2 separate regions of the Mus musculus genome follow, and region 2 is linked to region 1. A link is a contact called in ENCODE Hi-C data. All regions are on one chromosome and are shown on one strand. Each heading gives the region's core, a stretch centred on a gene start or an enhancer-like site at or near the end of the contact. The rest is flanking DNA. Distances are from core to core; before and after follow the strand shown. Region 1 holds the start of Lztfl1 (leucine zipper transcription factor-like 1). Region 2 holds the start of Ccr9 (chemokine (C-C motif) receptor 9).

The links. A loop is a pair of places that touch in the nucleus more often than their neighbours do.
Region 2: a map of regulatory T cell shows a loop between it and region 1 (3-fold over the local background). The contact joins the promoter of Ccr9 here to the promoter of Lztfl1 in region 1. A Hi-C loop is called at or near these places in 8 of 37 maps with a recorded cell type or tissue (CH12.LX, Patski, T-helper 1 cell and 4 more).

The regions. Positions count from the first base shown.
Region 1 is chr9:123,714,950-123,719,426 of GRCm38, reverse strand. Lztfl1 (leucine zipper transcription factor-like 1) reads left to right here and starts at 1,802. Exons shown (of 10, transcript NM_033322.3): 1 at 1,802-1,901; 2 at 4,003-4,127. The coding sequence starts at 1,899.
Region 2 is chr9:123,764,839-123,769,315 of GRCm38, reverse strand. It overlaps Ccr9 (chemokine (C-C motif) receptor 9), which reads right to left and starts at 2,105. Exons shown (of 3, transcript NM_009913.6): 1 at 2,009-2,105. Gm17021 (a long non-coding RNA gene) reads left to right here. Exons shown (of 2, transcript XR_380030.3): 2 at 1-4,477.

The DNA.
Region 1 (4,477 bases), core at 553-3,052:
AATGTTTGTTCCCTCCTGCTTTAAAGTCTCCCAGGCTCAGAAGGCTGGCAGCTCTGCATGATGTTGGTTTACTCAGTGCCTCCTCGTAAGATACTGCACTGGCCTAGAGTGGTTGTATGTTCACCAATATTTGTGATAACCTCTTCCTATACTTGTCTTTCATAGGACAGTGTCTTTTTTTTTAAAACAGGGCTTCATTATGAAGCCCTGGGTGGCCTTGAACTCACAGAGGTCCTTCTGCCCCTGCTTTACAAGTGCTGGGGTTAAAGGCAAGGCGACCATAGAGGTAGTCATCACTTTGGAACAACGGTTAAACTTGAAGATTTTTTTTTTCATTTTTATTAGGTATTTAGCTCATTTACATTTCCAATGCTATACCAAAAGTCTCCCATACCCACCCACCCCCACCCCTACCCACCCACTCCCCCTTTTTGGCCCTGGCGTTCCCCTGTACTGGGGCATATAAAGTTTGCAAGTCCAATGGGCCTCTCTTTGCAGTGATGGCCGACTAGGCCATCTTCTGCTACATATGCAGCTAGAGACAAGAGCTCCGGGGTACTGGTTAGTTCATATTGTTGTTCCACCTATAGGGTTGCAGTTCCCTTTAGTTCCTTGGGTGCTTTCTCTAGTTCCTCCATTGGGGGCCCTGTGGTCCATTCAATAGCTGACTGTGAGCATCCACTTCTGTGTTTGCTATGCCCGACCTAAAGCTGTACTACAGAGCAATTGTGATAAAAACTGCATGGTACTGGTATAGCGACAGACAAGTAGACCAATGGAACAGAATTGAAGACCCAGAGATGAACCCACACACCTATGGTCACTTGATCTTTGACAAGGGAGCTAAAACCATCCAGTGGAAAAAAGACAGCATTTTTCAACAAATGGTGCTGGCACAACTGGCTGTTATCATGTAGAAGATTGCGAATTGATCCATTCCTATCTCCTTGTACTAAGGTCAAATCTAAGTGGATCAAGGAACTTCACATAAAACCAGAGACAGTGAAACTTATAGAGGAGAAAGTAGGGAAAAGCCTCGAAGATATGGGTACAGGGGAAAAATTCCTGAATAGAACAGCAGTGGCTTGCGCTGTAAGATCGAGAATCAATAAATAGGACCTCATAAAATTGCAAAGCTTCTGCAAGGCAAAAGACACCGTCAATAAGACAAAAAGATCACCAACAGATTTGGAAAGGATCTTTACCTATCCCAAAACTTGAAGATTCTAATGACTCAAGTTAGACTTCATAAGTGAAAACTTCCGCCAGGGAGATCAGGACGTTATTCCACAACCTTCTCCTGGCGAATCTAGTGTTTGTCTCTCTAATTCACTACTCTATATAAACCTATGTTTTTGCACATTTTTTTTCCAAAAAGGTAAAGTTATTCTCTTCTGCCAGCGTTATAAAACAATGCAGATGGAGGAAGGGCGTGCACCAGGGCCAGCATGAGCTTGATAGCCGGATGCAGTCACGCTGAAGCCCTGTTCACTCAGCCTGTTCTTCTCAGAGGTCTGGAACCACCAGCTCTGGATCCCGGTGCCAAAGCCCAACTTCTGTCCTGATTGTAGGCAAACACGCTGGCACCTAAGGCGCTGCTCAGCTCCCCCCCCCCACCCCCGACCGGAAATTTCTCTGTTGCCATTGGCAACGGCAGGCACCGCCCCAGGTTAGCGTGGCAAGAAAAGGTGGGACTTCCGGATCTCAAAGCCAATGTACCCGCGGAAATTAGCCAGTTACGCAACATCATCCGTCACGTGACACTGAGAGCCAATGATAGCGTGCAAGCGAGGGCCCACGTGTCTCCGTTCCCATTGGCAACGCGCGGCTTCTAAACAACCTCCGTTCCTCAGGCCCCGGTGCCGGCCTCCCTGTTTCCTGTCGGATCCGCCGCCACCATGGTGAGTGTCCTGGTCGGGAGAGGCCCAGCCGGGGTGCGGAGGGCGAGCGAGCGAGCGAGCGAGCGGGGCCTCGCCGGGGAGGGAGTCACGTCGGCCGAGCCGCGGGGACAGCTTCTTGCTGAAGCCTTCCTCCGGCCTTGTCGCCTCGTCCTTGGCTGTGGTCTGGGAAGCCCTGGCCGACACAGCCGCACACATTTGCCAGGGTGAAGAATGACGGGCTGGTTCCAACTTTCTGTGTGAACTTGGTTGAATCTAATTTTCTGAAGCACCTGATTTTACAACTGACTAATTATCGGTGCTGTTTTCTTTGTTTGGACGTCTGACGACCATTTGGGTATTAGAGTTCGGGCTTACTTTGAGACAGATAAAACTGAAGCGAAAACGCCAGTCCATCCAACCTTTCATCGTACAATTAATTTAAATAGCTGGGCATAGAGAAGTTATTGAAAGTGAAGCTCAAGTGGGTTGCTGACATATCCCAGCAATCAATTCCTAGTAAGTGTCACTTTGTATACATCTAAACAAAACAGACCATTTCTTAAACCATCCTGAGCTAGGAACTGGTCCTGCTTCTGATGTCAAAAACGAAAAAAAAAAAAAAATTACGCTAGTGGCTTCACAAAAAAGTTAGTACTTGTTTGTGTTCTTACTCTTTTATGTCATTGTGATAACACTTGGAAACCGGGTGTAGATGATTTGTCAAACAATGCACATAAAATAAACACTTTAAGCAATAAGCTCACTCTTTTTTAAAAAAAATTATCCTTTAAAGATTTTATACATTCATACAATGTATTTTAAATCCCCTAGCATCTTCCAGAATTATTGTTTACTTCCTGTCCTGTTTTTTTTAAGCCTACCTAGTCCAATTTATGCTGCACATATACTCATGTGTGTGGGACCATCACCTTCCTTGGGCCACACTCTTAAAAGAAACTGTCTCTCTGCCCTTCATAAATCTTCAGCCGTCAGTAACTGCTCAGCTAGAAGTGCGATCTCATAAACCCCTCCCCGTCTCTGTGCTGGATTGTTGATTGGCACCTTTGTGCAGGTGACCACAGTTGTGAGTTTCTAGGCCAGCAGTTCTGTCATGTCTAGAAGACAGTTTTTGTTGTTGCTGTTTCAAGACAGGGTTTCTCTGTTTAGTCCTGTCTATATTGGAATCCTCTCTGTAGTCCAGCCTGACCTTGAACTCAGATTCACTTGCCTTTGCCTATCTATGCCTCTGCCTCCTGAGTGTATATCTTAGTTGTGGCTAAGCCTATTTATTCTCTGTACCTAAAAGCTGTGAGCTGTGTGGTAGCCACCATCCATTGCACAGAGAAACTTCTCTAACCAGGTCTGAGAGCTGTACTAACTGTGTAGCTTCCCTATTTTAAAACAGCATCTGCCTTATTAAAAAGACTACTGTTTGTTTTCAAGCCAGATAATACTTTTTAAGGTTGTATTTGGTAAGGTTAAGTTTCTGTAGAGATCTGAAAATTAGTGTATTAAGGAATGTAGGCATTTGTTTCCTCTCACACAGCAGCCATTTTATTTAGATTAGTGAGTAGGTTAGTGCTGCTCCCCGAGGTGAGGATAGAGGTCTCATTCATCTTTCTGTTCTTTCAGCCCTGGGGCATAAAAATGTCACGGCTCATCCTAGTTACCTACTCTGTCTACTTTCAGAGACATTAGAGATGACAGGGGTATAAGGTATACCCCATATCTTAAGTCTGAAAAATACCCCACACCTCTTTGTATTTCTTCTTTTCCTGAGAAGTAGTCATGTGATTGTGACCTGAATGTATTTGAGTTGGTAGGAGGACAAAAAGGCAACCTGATATACATCAGTTGCTACAACACCATATATTCATCATCAACATCGTTGTTGGTTATTGTTATTGTTTGAGACTTCGTCTCTGGGTAGCCCTGGCTGTTCTGAAGTTCACTATGTAGATCAGGCTGGTTTCAAAGGCACAGAGATCTGCTTGCCTCTGGCTCCCAAGTGCTGAGATTAAAAGCAGGTACCAGTACACTGGGCCAAACAAAATACCTTGTTTATTTTCATTGTCAGTTCTTCTGTCATAGCCTCTGGACTAACCAGTTCTCTCTTTTTCAGGCAGAGTTGGGCCTAAATGAGCACCATCAAAATGAGGTCATTAATTACATGCGTTTTGCTCGTTCAAAAAGAGGCTTGAGACTTAAAACGGTAGATTCCTGCTTTCAGGACCTCAAGGACAGCAGGTATCAAGAGACTTTAAGGCCCAGTTTCTTAAAACTGCATCATATTAACATCATATGTTCAGTCATATAACTGAATGAATGTGGATTCTTTAAAAATTTGGCGTTAGTAAAAGGTTTAAGATGCAATCACTAAAAATTATTTCATAATTAAATGCAAAATGACTCTGAAGTGTTCTGCCAGCATTTCCCAGTTTTGTCATATGACTTCTGAACACGCTGCAGCCACAGTTCACACTGCCCAGGCCATCATGCCACCCAACACCAATACAAAGTGCCTGAAACTCTTTGGCTTAGACTATTGTATACTTTGAATTACAGTGATTTTACTGTATATGTAAGTATTCTGCTCT
Region 2 (4,477 bases), core at 856-3,355, 50 kb before region 1:
CAGGACTGCATGGACAATGGAGAAGCAGGCTATGCAAATGCTCTGTTCAGAATATGGCTTTGTGAGAGCTGAGATCACCTTCATCTCACAGCGGTGGCTAGGTGTGCTGCATACTAGCTAGGTGTAAGCACTATGTGTGAGAATTCACACCCCCAAGGAGCTCACATGCAAGCTCAGTGGGGAGGTTAAGGCTGGAAATGACACAAAAGCAATGTCCTGAGAGGTTATGGGAAAGGAAAAGTGAATCCTCCTTTCAACACCAGGGTATGAATAGAAGGGCTTCACTGAGAAAGTAACTCTTGCTGACCCTGGAGGTTTGAAGGGTGTAGAATCATGGGATGAGGTGAGGAAACATTGCTCTGTGGTAGGAAAAATTCATCAGCTAAGACATGAAACCTGAAAGCATAATGTTCAGGAGACAGAGGAAAGCTGCTCGTTCTACAGAAGTGAAAACTGCCTATGAGGTAGGTCAGTCTAAAACTATCCTTACTCTGCCATTACTTTCCTATTCTGTTTCCCTTAAGAAACTAACAGAAAAATCAGATAGAGATGGCTTGTCACTGCCTATATCACATCCAGTGCTACTACCAATCATAGTAGGTCACACTGTGAACAGGAGCTATGAACCCAGGTCTATACTTTGACCTTTGTCCTACTTGGTACTCATGAGTTGAATCATTTTAGCGTGTGTGTGTGTGTGTGTGTGTGTGTGTGTAGCTCTAGGACTCTGAGTCATCTACCATCAGACCTATTCACAAAGTCTGAGTCAGGAGCTCACTTCCCTGGGACCTGTGAGCATGAGTCTACAGTATTGATAAGAATGGACAGAAATTGGAAGAAGAGGGCTCTGAAACTCCAGATGCTGGAATGACCATTATTTTGGATTGTTTGGCAAAGAGGCTAAAGAGACAGATTCCCTTGGTAGTGGTTGCCTGCAGGTCCAGATCACTAGCTCAGCAACAGTTGCTATGACCTACTGGCTGGCTATAGAGCAGGCTAATTAAGAACTGAAGAATGAGAGTGTGGAGGTCATGGAGAGATGGCTCAGCAACTAAGAACAGATATAATACGTGTCTTGAAGAGGACCTAAGTATGAATTTCAGCTATGTTAGAAGACTCACACAGTCATCAGTACTTCAAGCACCGGTTCTCACATGTGCACATGCGTAATTAAAAGTATAATAAATCTTTAAATTCTTTTTAGAACAGAAGAATGTGGACATGTTGTAAAAGAAAGGGCATGCCAATTTTCTATGGATGGGTCGTTTGAAATAACTTGGCTTCTTTTCTGATCAACAAAGAATATTTTCACAATGCACAAAAAGATCCAAAACTTCAAACACACACACACTCTCTCTCTTTATAAATATAAACGAGGGAAAAATACAAAGTCAAGTATCACTTTCCAGTTTAGCCATTGTTAGATTTCTGAGCCGTGTCTTCGTACTGTCCCTTTAATAGCACATAAACATGTACCAGTGCGAAGGGAATCACACCACACATAGTTTTATAAATATATATGTTTTAGTCTGTCTTTCCTGGGCCACACTTCATGTACTGAGCACAGAGTTTGACATGGAGTTAAACAACTGAGCACTTCATTGTCTAACGAACCATAGTCTACTGCACTCCTGTCAAGTTTTTGGTCCCCAAGGTTTCTCTGCTATAAAAGTCCTTTCTGTGGCCAGTCTCTCAGACCCAAGGTTGTCACCCTTCTCAGACTTTTGGAAACCCCCTTGCTACCTGTCCCAACACTGTTTCTCCTCCCTTGAAGGTACAAATCACAAACAATGCTATTGAGCTTGACCTTCACTGTGTTCCGAGAGGGAGACTCTTCATTCACCCTACAAGAAGCCTGAGCCATACTGGAACTTTCTAGCAAAGAGCATGGTACACATGACATCTGAACAGATGAGTGCACTCATGGGATATAGATGCGTTGGTGGCAGCATATAGCCAAGTACACAGGTGATGTCTAAGGCACAGAAGAAGGGAAGGATCTACTCACCAGGAGGGGAAGTGCAGAGTCTGGGTCTGTAGGGAGAGGACCACTGCAGCTGCCTGGGATGAGAAGGCTTCTGTGGGTTCTGAGCAGACAGCTATCCGCTAAAACACACCAAAAAGGAAGCCAGGCCACCTCTGCCTGTGTTGTCACTGGCGGAGTAACCCAGAAGGGTGGGGAGCCACCTGCTGCAGATTCTAGTAACACACATCTATCATTTGCAGCCAGAAATGCAAAGCTAAGGACCACCAGGGTTAAGGATTAACCATCTTCAGTGTGGACAATGTACACACAGAGTCTAAGAGCAAATTGTCTTCTTAGGCCCCCGATACAGGAGCCGGAGACATGGGGAGTCCTGGCCAGAGGCACACATTTATAAGAACAAGTATATGTGAGGTACTACCTCTATACTGTCTATCAAGATGTGTCCTTTGAGGCCTTGAGAGACCTGTGTTGCCCAGTTCTATAGCTACCAGCCAAATGTTCCCACTGAAATGGAAACTATAATGGGGAGCACCTCTGCAGTGACACTCAACACATGCACCCATGGCTGCTACAGATGACGGATAGTACAGATGCCTAACATTTATGACATGGCAGAGCACTCTGCGGATGCTGTTACCTCAGAAAGTTCTGTATGTGATAGGCAGCTTGGAACAGATTATGAAGGACCAAGGACACCTTAAATTCAGAAAAGTTTTACACATATGTTAACATTGAGAGCTAAAGTGTCTTTATGAATCACAGGTGTTTCAGTAAAGTTTTGAAAAGTCTCAACATGCAAATGTTATATTTTTTATAGAAACTCACAGGTGATATCTTCTTAAAGGGCCACAGTTATAGTGAAGATTCCCTGTTGTCATCATTTTTTTAAAACTCCTTTTTATATTTGAAATATACAAATCACAGCTCATTCTAGAAGACTAATTTCCTCTTGATGTGTTTAGCATCCTGTGCACTAAGTGCAGTGTTACTCCCAGACATATAGCCCAGCAATCACCCCCTCCTAGTACAGAACAAAGAGATTTCATGATTTGTCCTAATTTATATCTCAGTGGCAAAAGGTTAATAAGCATAGGAAAGGCTGAAAGACCTGAGTAGTAAGAATGAAAGATGCAATTGATTCATCACCTCCAGGGAACCATGGTGTGAGTAAGCCAAGAAATTCCCTTCCCTCAACCCACATTCATGTGCATAACTAGTGTACTACCAGTCTCTGACAGTGTCCAATGCTGTGTCAATTACTGAGAGAAAAGAAGGGAGCAGCAGGAAGAGCATGCTCTAGGCCCTGACCTTCTGGCCACCTTTAGGCAGAGATAGCAGTGAACTTGCTGTTTGCCTTGTGCCTGGAAAGCCTCCTGGAGGGAGAGACTAGAATTGTTAAGACTTCCTTCTCTGAGACCTGTCTCTTCCCCGAGTTAGAGTATGGCAAGGAACCAGTGCAAGTACATCAGAAAGCCAGAAGAGGTGGTTCAAAGATGGAAGGAGATGGATGCAGTGAGGAATAAAAGTCAGACCCCTTCCTCCACATGGGCCCCACGGTCTAAGAGAAAGCAAATCTGAAGAGGTCCTACTCTCACTCACAACAACCCTCTTCTTGGACATATTGAAGAGGCTGGGGAGTCAGGAAAAGGCAAGGACATCCCAGAGAGAGTTTCTGGACTCTCAAAGGAACCCAGGGCCACTGAGGTGCCTCTTTAGTTGTCTAGTTTGGTTCATCCCTTGCAAGAAAAGCTCCATCCTTTCAGTGTCTTTGCTGGACTTCTGCATTGGCCATTAGAATTCAGAACTGGGTGACAGTAGGATGCTGGTGACCCCCTTTCATCCTGCCTAAGATGGGCTCTAGAAAGCAGAACACCGTGTCCTCAGTAACCAGGCCAGCTATTAGTACCAGTAACTGATGGTCTCTAGTGAATAACTGGAATCCAGAATTGCTGTCTACAAGTCCCAGTATCTATAACAGAAACTGACATTGGCCTTGCTGCTGAAGCCAATAGACTCATCTGATCCTCCTTTGCTCCTTCTCATAAACTGTGTTCTGGAGTTGTCTCTAGCAGAAAAGAAAAGTCTGCTTCAGTTCACTGCTCTCCAGATGCACTGACAGTCTGGCTCTCCTCCTTCTTTAATATTTACACATATTAGGAAAGTCATACCACAGAAGCACATAGGGGTCTTCGGAAGGACTTTGTTGTCTGTCTCCTTTCCATTGATTAAGCTGACCTAAAAGAAGACGGTATACTGATTCAGCAAAGAGCAGTTCGGTGGCAAAGCTCTGCTGAGTGTAGCAGAGAGAATCCCAAGTTCAAACTCCTAGGAGTGTGAAAGGTCCCGTCAGTCCCTACAGGTCATAGTGGACAGAGATCAGGCAGAACTTTGGCTATGGTTGTAGCCCAGAATTACATGCCAGGAATTTAAGCATTTTCTGTATATATTAGGGAAAACAGAAGGAGTCAAGTGTAAGTCCTAGGAATTGAG